2 separate regions of the Homo sapiens genome follow, and region 2 is linked to region 1. Evidence: chromatin contacts called from ENCODE Hi-C or POLR2A ChIA-PET data. All regions are on one chromosome and are shown on one strand. The core of a region is the stretch at or near the end of the contact, and the rest is flanking DNA. Distances in the headings are between cores, read along the strand shown. Region 1 overlaps LINC02320 (long intergenic non-protein coding RNA 2320). Region 2 overlaps PPP2R5C (protein phosphatase 2 regulatory subunit B'gamma).

Evidence for each region. Hi-C counts contacts between places; a loop is a spot of excess contacts on that map. ChIA-PET counts read pairs that join two places held with the same protein, here RNA polymerase II (POLR2A). Pooled maps may share reads with other maps.
Region 2: a map of CD8-positive, alpha-beta T cell shows a loop between it and region 1 (6-fold over the local background). The contact joins two enhancer-like sites. A Hi-C loop is called at or near these places in 10 of 168 maps with a recorded cell type or tissue (CD14-positive monocyte, CD4-positive, alpha-beta T cell, CD4-positive, alpha-beta memory T cell and 4 more), 4 of 37 single-sample maps with no recorded cell type and 16 of 50 pooled maps. POLR2A ChIA-PET finds 5 or more read pairs at or near these places in 25 of 52 experiments (CD4-positive, alpha-beta T cell, CD4-positive, alpha-beta memory T cell, CD8-positive, alpha-beta T cell and 16 more).

What each region holds. Positions count from the first base shown.
Region 1 is chr14:101,702,384-101,709,927 of GRCh38, forward strand. All of the region lies in intron 1 of LINC02320 (long intergenic non-protein coding RNA 2320), which reads right to left. Among named protein-coding and RNA genes, the nearest start is that of LINC00239, 24 kb to the right of the region's middle. RefSeq lists silencers at 3,360-3,419, 3,500-3,619, 3,630-3,899 and an enhancer at 5,306-6,076. Within about 2 kb of position 4,473, at least 27 of the 41 ENCODE cell types and tissues checked have a DNase peak (open chromatin) inside an H3K27ac peak, as active enhancers do; they include CD4-positive, alpha-beta T cell, CD8-positive, alpha-beta T cell and natural killer cell, where a contact is called at or near this core.
Region 2 is chr14:101,816,648-101,824,191 of GRCh38, forward strand. The region is part of intron 3 of PPP2R5C (protein phosphatase 2 regulatory subunit B'gamma); the gene reads left to right. Among named protein-coding and RNA genes, the nearest start is that of PPP2R5C, 59 kb to the left of the region's middle. RefSeq lists an enhancer at 3,877-4,136. Within about 2 kb of position 3,069, at least 10 of the 41 ENCODE cell types and tissues checked have a DNase peak (open chromatin) inside an H3K27ac peak, as active enhancers do; they include CD4-positive, alpha-beta T cell, CD8-positive, alpha-beta T cell and natural killer cell, where a contact is called at or near this core.

The DNA of each region.
Region 1 (7,544 bases), core at 3,223-5,722:
AGCTGCTGAAGACTATGGGAACCTACCTCTTGCATCCACATGACCTGGATGTAAGACGTGGACTCAAAGGAGATCATTTTGGAGCTTTAAGATTTGACTGCCATGCTGGATTTTGGACTTGCATGGGGCCTGTAGCCTCTCTGTTTTGGCCAATTTCTCCCATTTGGAATGGTTGTATTTACCCAGTGCCTATACCTTCATTGTATCTAGGGGCAGAATGATATGGTTTGGCTCTGTGTCCCCACCAAAATCTCATATTGTAGCTCCCATAATTCCCACGTGTTGTGGGAGGTACGCAGTGGGAGATGATTGAATTATGGGGCAGGTCTTTCCCATGCTGTTTCATGATAGTGAATGAGTCTCATGAGATCTGATGGTTTTGAAAACAGGAGTTGTCCTGCACAAGCTCTCTCTCTTTGTTTGCTGCCATCCACATAAAATGTGACTTGCTCCTCCTTGCCTTCCTCCAGGATTGTGAGGCCTCCCCAGCCATGTGGAACAGTAAGTCCAATAAACCTCTTTCTTTTGTAAATTGCCCAGTCTCAGGTATGTCTTCATCAGCAGAATGAAAATAGACTAATTATCTATCTATCTATCTATCTATCTATCTACCTACCTATCTATATCTATCCACCTATACCTATATCTATCTATCTATATCTCTCTATCTACCTATCCTATTAGTTCTGTTTCTCTCTGAAAAACCCTAACTAATACACCATATTCACAGAAAGAAAAAAATGAGAAAACTCCCATGATTATCTCAATAGATGCAGAGAAGGCATTTAACAAAATTAATGATTAAAAACTCTTAGAAAACTAAGAATAAAATAACACTTCCATGATCTGAAAAAGAAGTCTACAGAAACCATCATAGGAATTGGTAAAATGTTGAAAGTTTTCTCCCTGAAACCAAGAACAAGACAAAGATGTCCATTATCACCACCTCTATTCAATATTGTATTGAAGGTCTTAGTCAGTGTAGAAGGACAAAGAATGGAGATGAAAGGCATCCACGTAGAAAAGAAAACTATAAAACTGTTATTATTTGCAAATAACATGATTGTGTTATTAGAAAATCCAAATGAACCTACCAATAAATGATTTTCAGTAATAAGTGCATTTAGCAGCATTGCCGTATACAAGGTCAATATACAAAAATCACTTGTATTTCTACATGCCAGCAACAAATGTTAGAAACTTAGAAAAGCTTTTGAAAAACATAAAACACTCTTAGGTGAATGAATATAATGAAAGATGTATAAGACTTCTATGCTGAAAACTACAAAACACTATTAAGGGAAATTAAACCCTAAATAAATAAAGAATATATACTATGTTAATCATTGAAAGGCTCATTATTTTTAGATGTGAAATTCTCCCCAAAATCATTTAAATATTTCATATAATCACATCCAATTCCCAGGAGAAGTCGCTTTTGGTGGAAAATGATAACCTAACTCTAAAATGTGTATGAAAATGCAAAGGCTGAGAATAACCAAGGTGATCCTGAAGAAGGAGGAGGCAGACGATGAGGATGAGAAGGAGAAAACTGAAGGTAATTAAGACACTGTGATATTGGTACAAAGGTAGAAATATAAACCAACAGAAAAAGAGTTTAGAAACTGATTCGAAAATATACAATCCCCTGATTTATGACAAGGACACAGGAGAACACTGGAGATGTGAGGGTCTTGTCAGTAAATGCTGGTGTTAATTGGATATATATTTGGGAAAAAAAAAAAAGGTATCTTCACCCCCTAACTCAAATCATGTCTAACAATTGAGGTAGGAGGTGGTATTAGACTCTGGAGGTGAGGCTCAGACACCAGACCAAATTGAGGACTAGCTAAAACAGGTCTAGGGCCAAAGCACCTCCACATAAGACACACCCACCAGTGTGCCACGCCAGTGTACCATTGCCATGGCAACACCAGGGATTTACCACCCCTTTCCGTAGCAACAACCTGATAACCCAGAAGTTACCGCTCTCATCCTAGAAATCTCTGTATAAACTACCCCTTAATTTGCATATAATTAAGCATGGGTATAAATATGAGTGCAGACCTGCCTCTGAGCTGCTGCTCTGGGCTCACTGTCTAAGGGGTGGCCCTGCTCTGCAAGGGGCAGTCCCTCTGCCACTGCTGTGCATTGCTGCTTCAATAAACGTTGCTGGCTAACACCACCAGCTCACCCTTGAATTCTTACCTGGAGGAAGCCAGGAACCCCCCAGGGCTAAGCCCCAATTTGGGGGCTTGCTTATCCTGTATCACAATCTATTCTAGACAGATTGTAGATGTAAATAGTAAAGATGTTTTTAGAAAAGTTTTCTCTTTTGTTTTCAATTGAGTTAGTTTCTGCTCTCATATGGTTTTTCTGTTTGTTTTTTGGTGGTTTTTGTTTTGTTTTGTTTTGTTTTGTTTTTGAGACAGGGTCTTGCTCTGTTGCCCAGGCTGGAGTGCGATGGCACGATCTCAGCTCACTGCAACTGCCGCCTCCTGGGTTCCAGTGATTCTCCTGCCTCAGCCACCTGAGTAGCTGGGGTTATAGGAGTGTGCCATCGTGCCCAACTAACTTGGGGTTTTTTTTTGTTTTTGTTTAAGACAGAGTCTCACTCTGTTGCCCAGGCTGGAGTGCAGTGGCACAATCTCGGCTCACTACAACCTCTGCCTCCAGGGTTGAAGTGATTCTCCTGCCTCAGCCACTCGAGTAGCTGGGATTACAGGCGCCCACCACCACACCTGGCTAATTTTTTTATTCTTAGTAGAGACGGGTTTTGCCATGTTGGCCAGGCTGGTCTCGAACTCCTGACCTCAGGTGATCCGCCCGCCTCGAGCCTCCCAAAGTGCTGGGATCACAGGCGTGAGCCACTGCATCCGGCCTTATATGTATTATGTCCTGCTTTCTGTTTGCTTTGGACTTCTGTTGCTCTTCTTTTCCTAGTTTCTTAATGTAGAAGCTTAGATATTTGATGAGAGACCTTTCTTTGTTTCTAATACAGAGCTTTAATGTTCTATCTTTAATGTTCTATATTTAATGCTGTAAATGCTTAAGGGGAAATTTATATAGAAGTGAAGTGTCACAATGTCTGAATATTACTTTCCAGTGGGTTGTGGGGGGAAGGTACATATATAAAAAGAGTGACAGAGAACGAACGTGACAAAAGAAGGCAAAATGTTAACGTGAAGAATTATGAGAGATTATTTGGGCATCTCATTTTTCCGTGGATTTGGACATTTTTGTCCAGTCCCCAGAGGTGACAGTGTGGCCTCTATGGCTGCCCCGTGCTCTGTGACCGGCGCATATTCACCACGGGTGAGCCCCTCGAGCTGGGCCCTGGGGAGAGAGAGGGCGGTGCCCAAGCCAGGACCCTGCGGGCCGGGGCTGGAGGAGGCGCAGGTCCCGGCGTCCATGTGCAGCCCTGCGGCCGGGGCGCGAGATCTCCCCGCAGGCGGCCGCTCCCCGCCAGGGGCTTCCGGGAGCAGCCGAAGCCTGAACCTGGACGAGCCGCGACCGCAGCCGGCGGGGGGTGCCGTCCTCCTCGCCCTCCCTGGAGCCCGGCCCTGGGCCCACGCCGTGCCCCGAGCCTCCTCTGCGGCCCGCCCCCAGTTCCCCCGGTCCGCCGCGGCCGGGCATGGGGAGGTGAAGGCCTCCGTGGGGTGACAGGGGGCGCGGGGCCGCTTGTCCCCAGCGCAGGAGGAGCCGGGACCCGACGCGCACCCTCCGGCCTGCTGGAGGCTGAGCCGCCGCAGGGAAAGCACGTGGGTGAAGGGCCCAGCGCGGCGGTTCCTTGAAAAAGCGGGAGCCTGGTCTCAGCTGGGGCCTGGGGCCTGCCCCGCCCATGCAGGGGTCGCGGGAGCAGGGGCTCGGCCTCCTTCCCAGGCCGTGGCGGCGCCGCCCCGGAGGCAGGGACAGGGGCGAGCTCCCGCTGAGCCGCACTTCCTGGGCGAGGCCGCTGCAGGCAGCGCCGGAGGCACGTGCCCCGAGGGCCTCCTCTTCTGCCCCAGCTTGACAGGCAGCCCTGGGAGGAGTGAGAAGCTGCTGGCGCCGGATTCCTGCCCCTAACTCCCTTCAGGAGGAAATTCATGAGGCCCAGGCCAAGAGAGGAGGCTTCCCGGCAAAAAGGGAAGGGCTGGGCAGGGGCAGCAGGAACCACGGCCCGAGGGGTGAGAGCTTCTGGGCTCTGAGAGCCTGACCCTGACTTCCCTTGGCCCGTGGACATGACCTCTCCAGGTCAGATTCCTCCTCCGCAGAATGGAGGGGATGGTACTGGCAGGAGGTTGTACCGACCTCGCAAGGCCATCTCGAGGGCTCGAGGAAAGGCCTACCACGCATGGCCCGTGGACAGAGCTGGTAAATATTGGCTGTCACTAAGTTCAAGGCCGCAGGGAACATGGCAGAGTGACCCAGGTGTCAGCACAGGCCTTGTGCATGAGGAAGCGCTAGGGGAAGGGAAGGAGACCTCTACACCCACTGCCTGCACACCCTGGGACAGGACTCCAGAAGTCCCCGCCCAAATCCCCCTCCATCTCCCCCTCTAACCTAAGCCCCAGGTGCTGTGCCGTATCCCCAGCACCCAGCACAGTGCCTGGCACACAGCATGACTGCCCACAGGGGCAGGGGCTGCAGAGAACCCGCAGGGATACAGCCGACCTGCAGGCCCAGTAACAACTAGGTTTTTAAAATCCAGAATGAGGCTCTGCGGTTCACCTGGAGACATGAAGACTGGGTCTGGCGCCACACACACACAGCAGGGTCTGTGGTCTCCGTTTCCAAGGCCCCCGAATCCCTGGCAGTCCCCAGCCCAGCTGCAGCAGGGACCAGCTTCCTTAGCTGGACCATGATCCCCCTCGAGCATTAGAGACAGGAGCTAGTTCTGAAGAGCCCGGGACAGGTGTAGTGAAGATGCCTGTCCCGTGAAATCCTCCCCTTTAATGAGGAGGCTGCCTACCGCCGGGGCCAAGGAACTGAAATGGAGCAAGAAGGGGCCGCAGGCAATTCACCACCAGCAGGGCCTGTGAGTCCTTGAGCCCCGCATAAAAAAGTATCCAGCTTGGCGCAATCTAAGGTGTAATTGTACCATTTGGTCACCAGAGGGCGCTCAATAATCATCTTTGCTTTTAGTATCGCAAATTACGCAGCAGAAAACTTCCTGCCCATTCAGCACACGCAAGCCACTGTTGCATGTTTCTTGTGTCAGCTCAAGTAATTCTCACAACCAGCCATGAAGTATTTGTTGTTGCCCTTACACAGCCGAAGAATCTGAGGTTCAGAGTATTTGAGTAATTTGGCTGAGGTCACACAGCAGTGACTCTTAGAGGCAGGACCAAGCCCAGGTCTTGTCTCCAGAGGCTGCACTGTGCACCCCCATACTGCTTCCTGTTCGACCTGTATGATACTGCATGCATTTAAGTTCATGTTCTAGCAAAATATCTCCCTGTATAAGGTGCCAAACTTTTATTTGAAGTGCTAGGGGTGCACACAGTGCAGCACAGAGGAAAGTCCTTTGTTTCGTCCCAGGAGTTTGGGTCTGACCCTGTAGCAGGGTGTGCTTGTGCCGGCTCACAAGCAGACTATTACAGTGCAGGGTGTGTAGTAGGACCCTCTGGGCTCCCTCATCCCCACCAGTGCTCACATGCTCCTGATCACCAAGGACAGCCGTCCTGGACCTCCCCAAGTCGTCATGCAGGCCATCTGGGAAGGGAATATGCCCAGGAGCTCCGCCTCTGAGCTGTTGGAAATGCATGCCCCAGGGTGGGCTCAGAGAGCAGGCAAACACACAGGGTATTGTCCAGGTGACGGAGGGGGTCCTGGGCCCTATCTGGGGGCTGCTGTAGGGTTAGCAGCTGAGAAAGGGCCTCACAGCTCTAGCCAAGGAGTCTTCCCTATTCACCCAAATCTGGAAGTTTCATATGGTTCTGGAGACCCGGCTCTGAGAGGACCCCAGCTCCAGAGGGCGGAGGCCACATTTGCATCCCCCGGCTTTGCAAAGCCCTGCCACATAGCAGTGGACTCCATACATACTCAGAGGTAAAGAGAGGGTGAGAAAGAGAAAGGGAAGGATGAAGGGAGGGAGGCTCAGACAGAGGGTGGAAGGGGCAAAGACCAGCGAGTCCATCTGGGCCCCACAAGTGGACCCAGGGAGCTGGCATGGGGCGTGGCTTGTGGAGGAGGGTGAGTCTGGACAGCAGCGGGCCACCTGTTTAGGCTTTGTCCCAGGAGTCTGGGTCTGACCCTGTAGCAGGGTGTGCTTGTGCCGGCTCACAAGCAGACTATTACATTTTCAGGAATTTTGCAGATCAGTTGTTAAGCACAGCCATTATTAAAGATTAAATTATATTCAAAAACAGGTAATAAATACTCAAAACTTTCTAACATTTTACTATACTTTATTGTTTTCTCTGCCGTTGAGGTTATTTCTGTGTGGTGCGTCTGTGTAGTAGAGCCTGTGTGACGATGTGCTATTGATCTCTTCCCCACGGCATAGTCAGTGACTTCAGATTGGTAGTTTGAAATTGGCCATGACAGGCAGATTTACACCATGGAAATTGGCAAACACTGCCAATCGGGGCTTTTTATCCAGAGCAGTCGTTAAACATTTACACGTAGTGCACTACTGTCCATAAGGGGCAGCATGGTCAGACTGCACTTTTAAAAGGTCTTGAGGGCAGGGGAACCAAGAGGCGTTCAAGTAAAGGAGTGAAGAATCAGAGCGTGACGTAGTTTAGCGACTTGGACCAGGACACGTTTGAAAGCCTAAGTACCTTAGAGGAGCCACTGGCTGACGTCCAGATGGCAGAAAGAAAGCCACCCCAAATCAGGCCCTCTCATTCAGTGCTGAGGAGCACGGTCTAGACGGCTGGTTCAACTTTTAAACACATGGGAAAATAATCCCCACTGGGACACAGCCCCGCCGCCCTGGATCCCAGCCTGCCCCAGGGTGTCTGTCTGCTGCTTCTGCCACCCTGCAGCTGCGCAAATGTTTGGGGAAGGGTCCTATCTGGAGGGGCCTCCTTTCACCGCCCAGATGCAGCAGGGCAAGCCTGGGCAGCTGTGTTGGACACCAGCCCCACGCTGCCTCCGTTGCCTTCATTCTCAGATGAGGAGGATGCAGGGAAACAGGGCAGGGGTGGGGGATGGGGGAGGGACAGAAGGCGAGGACTGCAGTTTTGGGGCATTTTCAACATCATTAGCCACGTCGAGTAGACGGCCGGAGGTGGGTGGGAGAGGTATTTGGGCATTGCTGGCACGCACGTAGGAGCTCCACAGGGGCCAGTGTAGGTAAAGGGAAGAACTGAGGTCGGAGAGGAGCTGAGAACATGTGGTGGGGGCATCGGTGGAGGCAAAGGGCCCCCCAAAACAGCTCGCTCCCTGGCTGGAGATGCTGTGCCAAACAGAAAGAGGAGGAGGACTTCATCGGAGGAGGCCAAGCTAGTGCCACCTAGCAGTGCCCTACACTTAGGTTCCAAAAGCTTGGTGTCTTGGGTTCTCAGGCACCATAGGCCACAGTGCTCACATATAAAGGGTATATGGAGGTTAAAAAA
Region 2 (7,544 bases), core at 1,819-4,318, 110 kb after region 1:
CTTATTCTTAGGGAATGCAGAATGAAGTATTAATAAGTGAAGGATCGTGATCTCTGCAACTTTAAATGGTAAAGAGAAAAGTGGGTAAAAAGCAAATATGTCAAAGCATGAACAGTTGTTGAATCTAGCTGAGGGGATATACAATATACAATTATTCATTGAAATTCTATGGAGATTTTAACTTTTTCATAATGTTTGAGAGAAATAAATATATATATTTATTTATATATATATTATATATATATTATATAAATATATATATAATATATATATTTATATAATATATATAATATAAAAATATTATATATGTATATATATTTTTTTTTTTTGAGATGGAGTCTTGCTCTGTTGCCAGGCTGGAGTGCAGTGGAGCAATCTCAGCTCACTGCAGCCTCCGCCTCCTGGGTTCAAGCAATTCCACTGCCTCAGCCTCTCAAGTAGCTGGGACTACAGGCACCCACCGCCACAACCAGCTAATATTTTGTATTTTAATAGAGATAGGGTTTCACCATGTTGACCAGGATTGTCTCGATCTCCTGACCTCGTGTTCCACCCGCCTCGGCCTCCCAAAGTGCTGGGATTACAGGCGTGAGCCACTGCCCCAGGATGAGAAATATATTTTTAAAAAATAAGGCTGTTTCGCTCTCTTATCATTTCAATATTCTCTGGTGAAGGAAATATCTTTAAAAAGGGTCTGCTTTGGAAAAAATGTACAAAGAAAATGTAATAACTTAGCTACTGTTTCCTAAGCCATGAGCAGTGGCCTTTCATATTTGAGTCTTTGCCAGCCAGTGTTGGTCCTCTGGTTGTAACTCACAGTAGCTGCACAGACGGCCACACCATCTGACAAAACAGCGTTTTTGGGGTGCATAACCGTTTTTGATGTTTATTGGCATTTTTATTGGTCTTTTGGAGTGTAACTGCCTTTGAGCCACACTAGAAGATAAGATAAAACCAAAGTTTCCTCCGCACTTTAAGAGGCAGGGTGTTTGGTGGCTGAGGGTAGGACCTGGAGCCACACGCCAGGGTCAGATCACCCCCCATCCCCCACCCCGCCCACCCCAGGCAAGCTGAACTGTCTAGGGCATGTGACTCACTCTCTGTTTCTAGAAATGGAACGTGAAATGGGAATAATAATACAACCTACCTCTTTGGGGTTTTTTGAAAGTTAAGTGAATGCACATAAAGAACTTAAAATGGCGCCTGGAGTGTCGTGAGACTCAGTGCTCATGGTGTCTGTGGTTGTCTCTTTCGTAGGTCACGTATGGTACTCTAGGGCCCCGCCACTTAGCCATAATCTGTTTTCTTTTTCTCCAGCTGTATTATCTGTATTTGTTCATCTCAAAGCTCATCTGTCTCTCTCTCTCTCTTTTACCCAGCCTTTTCATCTCTTGCAGTTTGCTTGGCATTTCACCATTTGGAAGAAATTAGTATCATCAGTACCTCTGGAGTTTGCACTATGCTCTGCTTATAGATTGTGTATAGTTACCTGCTAAGATGGTCCTAAGCACATGTCCACGGCCTCAGTTCAGAGTATACTTAATGCTCCCTATTCAGTCTTTCTGTTCCCGTGCTCCAGTCCGTGAAGTCTAGAGTAAAATAAGAAATTGGCATTTATATACATCTCCCCTCCTCATCTTTAACTCTTTTGAAGAAGAGAGTTTTAGTATCACATTCATAAGAAATTTCATCTTTAAAAGTTGGTATTACAGGCGCAGTGCCTCACACCTGTAATACCAGCACTTTGGGAGGCCAAGGTGGGCAGATCACCTGAGGTCAGGAGTTCAAGACCAGCCTGGCCAACATGGTGAAACCCCATCTCTACTAAAAATACAAAAATTAGCCAGCGTGGTGGCGGGTGCCTGTAATCCCAGCTACTAGGGAGGTTGAGGCAGGAGAATCACTTAAACCTGGAGACGGAGGTTGCAGTGAGCCGAGATCACGCCACTGCACACCAGCCTGGGCAGCAGAGTGAGACTCTGTCTCAAAAAAAAAAAAAAAAGTGAGCAATATCTGTGGTTAATCTCAAATAGGGTGGCTTTCCGTGTCATTTCCCTTTAGTTGTTTTTAAATGCAGATGTTGCTTTAATTAAATAATATTTGAAATAAGTGGGGTCCCAACTATAACCTTATATCTTATTGTTTTTAAATGTTGATATTTTGGTGTTTTCAGTAGAATTTGAGCTGTTAACAGTGATTAGGTTTTTTCAGTTTGTCATCGATGTATGTGACCTCGTTATAATACACATGGATTTTTGTCTGCTGGTTGTGTTACTCATGAGCAATGTGTTCTAATTATGGTATTTTAACTTATAACTTATGAAAAAGTTATGTTTCACTCTAGGGAACAAGTCCTGAAGAACCCTCAAGCCCTAAAGTACCACCTCCACTTCTTCCTGAGTTGCTGGTTCTTATTTTTGGTGGGCTTCAAGGAAGAGGTGGGTGGTGAGGGTGTCTGTATATGTGTGTTTACATTTGTAGACAGTTTCTGTACATGTATAATTAGGAATGGGTTGTCGGTTTTGGTTTTTTTCCCAGCTTTATGTAATTGGTCAGACTTCTCAAAGGGGGGTAGCACTTGATAATCGCTCTCTTGGAACTCTGAAGCCTTTGCATGGAGCAGTGTTCACCCTGGGCAGCCTGTGGCCCCTGGGGTCACAGAGCTGCTTTCCAGGGGGTTTGCAAGGCCGTCACTGCCTCATAAGATTACCAAGATCTAATTTACCTCTCACTGTGTGGACGTTTGCCCTGGTGGTGCAAAGGCAATGGTGAGGAATATGGCGCCTTTCTTTCATCGAGCAGGACAGCGGTGTTCAGCTAGCAACACACCAGTCTGACCCAAGAATGTCCTCGATAAAGCATGAAGTTACTGGTTTTTTAAGTCTCAACTCTTTTGTATACCTTTTTAATTTTGTTTTTGTTTGGGTTTGTTTTTAGTTTTGTTTTTGTTTGGGTTTGTTTTTAGTTTTGTTTTTGTTTGGGTTTGTTTTTGTTTGGTTTTTTGGTTGCTCAGGCTGGAGTGCAATGGCGCAATCACAGCTCACTGCAGCCTCAACCTCCCCAGCTCGAGCATTCCGCCCACCGCAGCATCCTGTGTAGCTGGGACTACAGGCAAGCACCACCACACCCAGCGTGGTTTTTTGTTGTTGTTGTTTTGGTAGAGCTGGGGTCTCACTGGGTTGCTCAGGCTGGTCTCAAACCCCTGGGCTCAAATGATCCTCCTGCTTTGGCCTCCCAGAGTGCTGGGATTAGAGGCGTGAGCCACCGCACCCAGCCTCCTTTTTAATTTTGCGTGACGAAATGCAGAGTTCACATGAAGCCGTTCTAGCATGCTGGAGTGTGATGGCCGTCTCGAAGAAAAGCGCCCATGTGATGTGTGAGTTATGAGCCAAAATAGCCACTTTTTCCAGGAACTTTAAATTATGAGAATAGTAATGTAAAATCATTTTTACTTGACAGAACAAAAAGCAGACAAACTGTGGATATTAAGACTTAAATATTTGGCTGATATTTTCTAGAAAATCTATGAAGTGAGCTTATCAATTGAGGGGAAAACAACTGCGACACTGTTTTTGGCCCATGGTAAAATTTGAGCTTTCAAGAAAAATTTGAACTTTGGAGAACTTTTATCTGCCAGTGTAAATGTGGCAGCTCCCAGTGCCACAGACTCTTCTGCTGAGAGGGGTGGTGACATTAGCAAGTGGGGTTTCTTGATGTATACGGTGGAAGGTCACACACCACATGCAGCAGTGTGTTCTCAGTGACCAACGAACGATGCTACAAACAAGCGTGGGTGAAGAGCCACCAAAGTGTAAGACACACTGCCGGGTGTTCATGTAACTGACAGGTTCATCAACATGGTTTCAGATTCCTCATTGCAACTAATCTTTAAGGAACTATCACTTGTTGAATTTTAGCATAGGCAAAGAAGAACATCGGCAATTTTTTGAGAAGCATTGAAACCTCCCTTTTCCCACCAGACGTGTCTGTCTGAGCCTGGGGTGTTTCTTTACATATACTTGAACCAGAATAGCATATCACAGCAAGTTGAACACAGAAGCATGTCGGCAGATCCGCCTGTCTTCTGTTGAGTATTGAAGATACATGCAAAAATGTACAACATGGCCATTTTCTCGCTGGTTTCTTTTTGAAAATAAGGTTATTTTCATAAAATATTACTTAACATGAAGTGAACCTATTGCTAATTTAATGAATAAGTAAATATTTTTAAAATTTTCAAGTATGGTCAGTATCAATGGATATAACCCCCATAATCAAAGCTCTTTAGGGTTCTCCATACTTTCTAAGAATGTAAATAGGTCTTGACACCAAAAAAATGGAAAACACGTGGACTTGGAAGTTTTTCTCGAATGGGCTGGATGTGACCCTGACCCTGTTTTTACCAAGCCTCCTTGGTTTTTTCCCTCTTTTCTCTAAAAAAAAAAATAAAATAAAAATAAAAATAAAAAAAAATTAAGTAGTCAGTGGAATCATCTAAACTGGTCTCTGGGACCATGAGAGCTGAGAGCATCCGGAGCCCACCTAACCCTGAGCCTTCCTCTTGCCTTGGTCAGTTTCCTTCTTTGTTTTTCAAATCTTTTTTTAAAAGCCATTTTCAAGTAATCAATTAATATGTGAATACGGCCCCATTTACATTTTTTCTTCATTGCAAATAAAACTGAAATTTTCCCTAACCTTATCCCCTGAGATTGGTCTACCATCCCCACATCTCAAAGTGACTGCTGCCTGGAGTTTGCTGTGTGTCATTCCAGACCATTTTCTCCCTGTGGGGGGTGGGTGGGTGGGTGTGTGTGTGTGTGTGTGTGTGTGTGTGTGTATTTATCCACATAAATAATATAAATATGTATTTATTCACAGAGTATATAGCATTTTTTGTTTCATTTCTTTAAAAAATTGACATGAGAGCAGTTTTAGTAACAAAAACCTTTTATACGTTTTTAGGATCTTGGTGGCGCTCTCGGTTCATAATGCTCTGAGTTGGTGTTACGTCATATTATCCTGTATTGTACTGTGTATACATACGTTACGTAAATGCTTAATGTGGTCTCGCATGTTTTTCTGTGAATTTGGCTTAAACTTTCAGACTAGGCATCTAGGAGGTGGCGGCAAGTGGAAGGTGGAGCTGTCACAGACACTCGGCCCCCGCAGCCTGTGCATAGGTGCTCTAGGCTAATTTTACAGGTGTGATGACCGGGCCAGAGTGAAACCATGTTGTCTGATTTTAGAACAGAGGTCACTTATGCTTCACCAAGCTGCTGGAAATGTGGAATTTTGTTTCTCAATTATTGGACCTGGTCCTGAGGAGATGTTTCCCTTTAGAGAACATCATTGACGCTTTTAAGAGTATTTTACTAGATGTTGAAAACGTTGAGGTCTTATTAATGTAGTGACCCCACCACCACCACCCCCTGCCCCCCCCCCACACACACACATCCCTTGCTAAATTATTACATCAAATCATACAGGAATCTGGCGCTATCAGAGCCAGGGTTAAGGCCTAATAGTGTCACTAGTTACTGAGCTTCTTGATTAAGTCACCTTACTTTCCTGAATCTCCAAATAAGTTACATTAAAAATGCATCTGATTAAATTACTTATTTTAGAGGGAATTGGAAGAATTCTGTGATTGGCGTTCCGATCTAATCCCCCAAAGAGAAAAACACGAACGAGAATGAACACATTTCTCCTTTTATATTATTCTTAGTTAAGAGAAATGCTCTGCCAGGAGAAAACTTAAATGACTATCCAATGGGTAGGGTTTTTTAAAAGAATCTAACCAATTCAGATACTTTTTCTTTTTACACAGTCACAAATGATGTTATGTTGATGTGTTTTTATGACTTACTCTTAAACAACATTTAAATTTAAGCCAAAGTTAAAGTTGTGATTTTGGGAAATTTTTTTACTTATCCTTCCTCTCTTCCCGACTTCCTTCCCTTAAGAACCCCATTCTTATTTTCTCATTTATATCCTGGCTGAGGCTATCAGGTATTGAAACTGGCCTTTTGAAGACATATAAACTTCTGGGGACTGACTTTTCTCATTCAAATAGTCTAATATCAGTGGATATGAATTCTGCATTTTTTTACTTCTAAATCTTATGCGTCATTTAAATGTTAACTTTCAAAATATTAATCTTGAATTTTCACATTTTTGTGTGAGTTGGAATTATTATCCAATTAAATGAACATAAATTATACTGCCTACATAGATTGGAAAAATATCTTTTGGTGGGCCGTGTGTGTATATGCACCCATGTGTTTATGTAAAACCAAACATCAACTTACAAAAACCAGTTCAGTCTTATAGCCTTGTATAGTGTAACATACGGGCTGAGACATTTGCTTATTTGAGCCTTTTCACCCTTTATTTGTAAAAAGGAGGAGAGCCTTTAAGTGAAATGTAAACTAAACTTGGAACCCCTAAAACGATTTTGAACACTACTTGACATTTAAATGTTTATTAAAAATAAAGCAAAGTTTAAGAAGCATGTTTGGTAAAGAGTTCTTTGGCAGGAAATGGGGACCTATCAGCCAAGCTAATAGCCTTAGCTATGGCATCCATAGTAACTAAGACACGCTGCCGATGTAAATATTTATGCCAGCAAGCAGTGCTGCAGAACCCGGGCCGAGCAGTTCAGAGCAGTGAAATTAAAGCATCAGCCGCCAATGTTTGATTTATTTTGTATTATCCGGTATTCCAAGCATTACCATCATTCATCTCTTCTAGGGTTTTTCAAAATAGTTTAGCCCTAAGAACAAGAATCCTAGAAGACCAGTTTACTCGGAGTAATTCGGTACCCTCTCCCCCACAGCATGATAGATACCCAAATGAGAATAGAGAGGCTGTTATTGTTTGTCATTAGCACCCTGGAACCTTTTTCATCTTCAAAGCTCCTCGCAAAAGGGTTCATTAACCGTCGCCCTCTTTCCTGTGAGAGAGTAAACAAGTATGATTAGTCCTACTTTGACAGCGGTGGAAACTGAAGCAGAGAGGTTCTCCAACTTGTCTGAGGTCCAAGAAGGAGCTGGTGACAGAGACCAGATACCGGACCAGCACTTGGGTTTTCTGACTCACGGTTCTGGGCTCACCCCTCTCTGAGCATGCACTGAGCCTGCTCTTGCAGGTTTCTTTATCACAGGGATCTATCTACACGGTACTTTCTGCTCTCAGCTTTTTACAGTGGTGTAGAGTGCAGTGCAGCTGAAACCAGGTTAGTTGATCTTATGGTGTCATCTAGAAAAACAAGAGATGCAGATTCTGGGTCACGAAGGTAAGGTTGTACTTTTAGGGTTTGTGGTTATGGATGAAATTAACTTATCTGAGCCTTACATTGTCTCACTAGGCACAGTGCCCACTTGTTCCGTGGCACAGCCCCAGAGCTCCTGTTGAAGGAACAGACTCCAGGACTGACTTTCCACTTGATTTTCGGAGCTCGCACATCCCGAGAGATTCATGTTCAAGCTGCATTTTAGACATAGCTGGCAAGAGTATTTTCGTGGTAAACGTAAACTTACTATTGG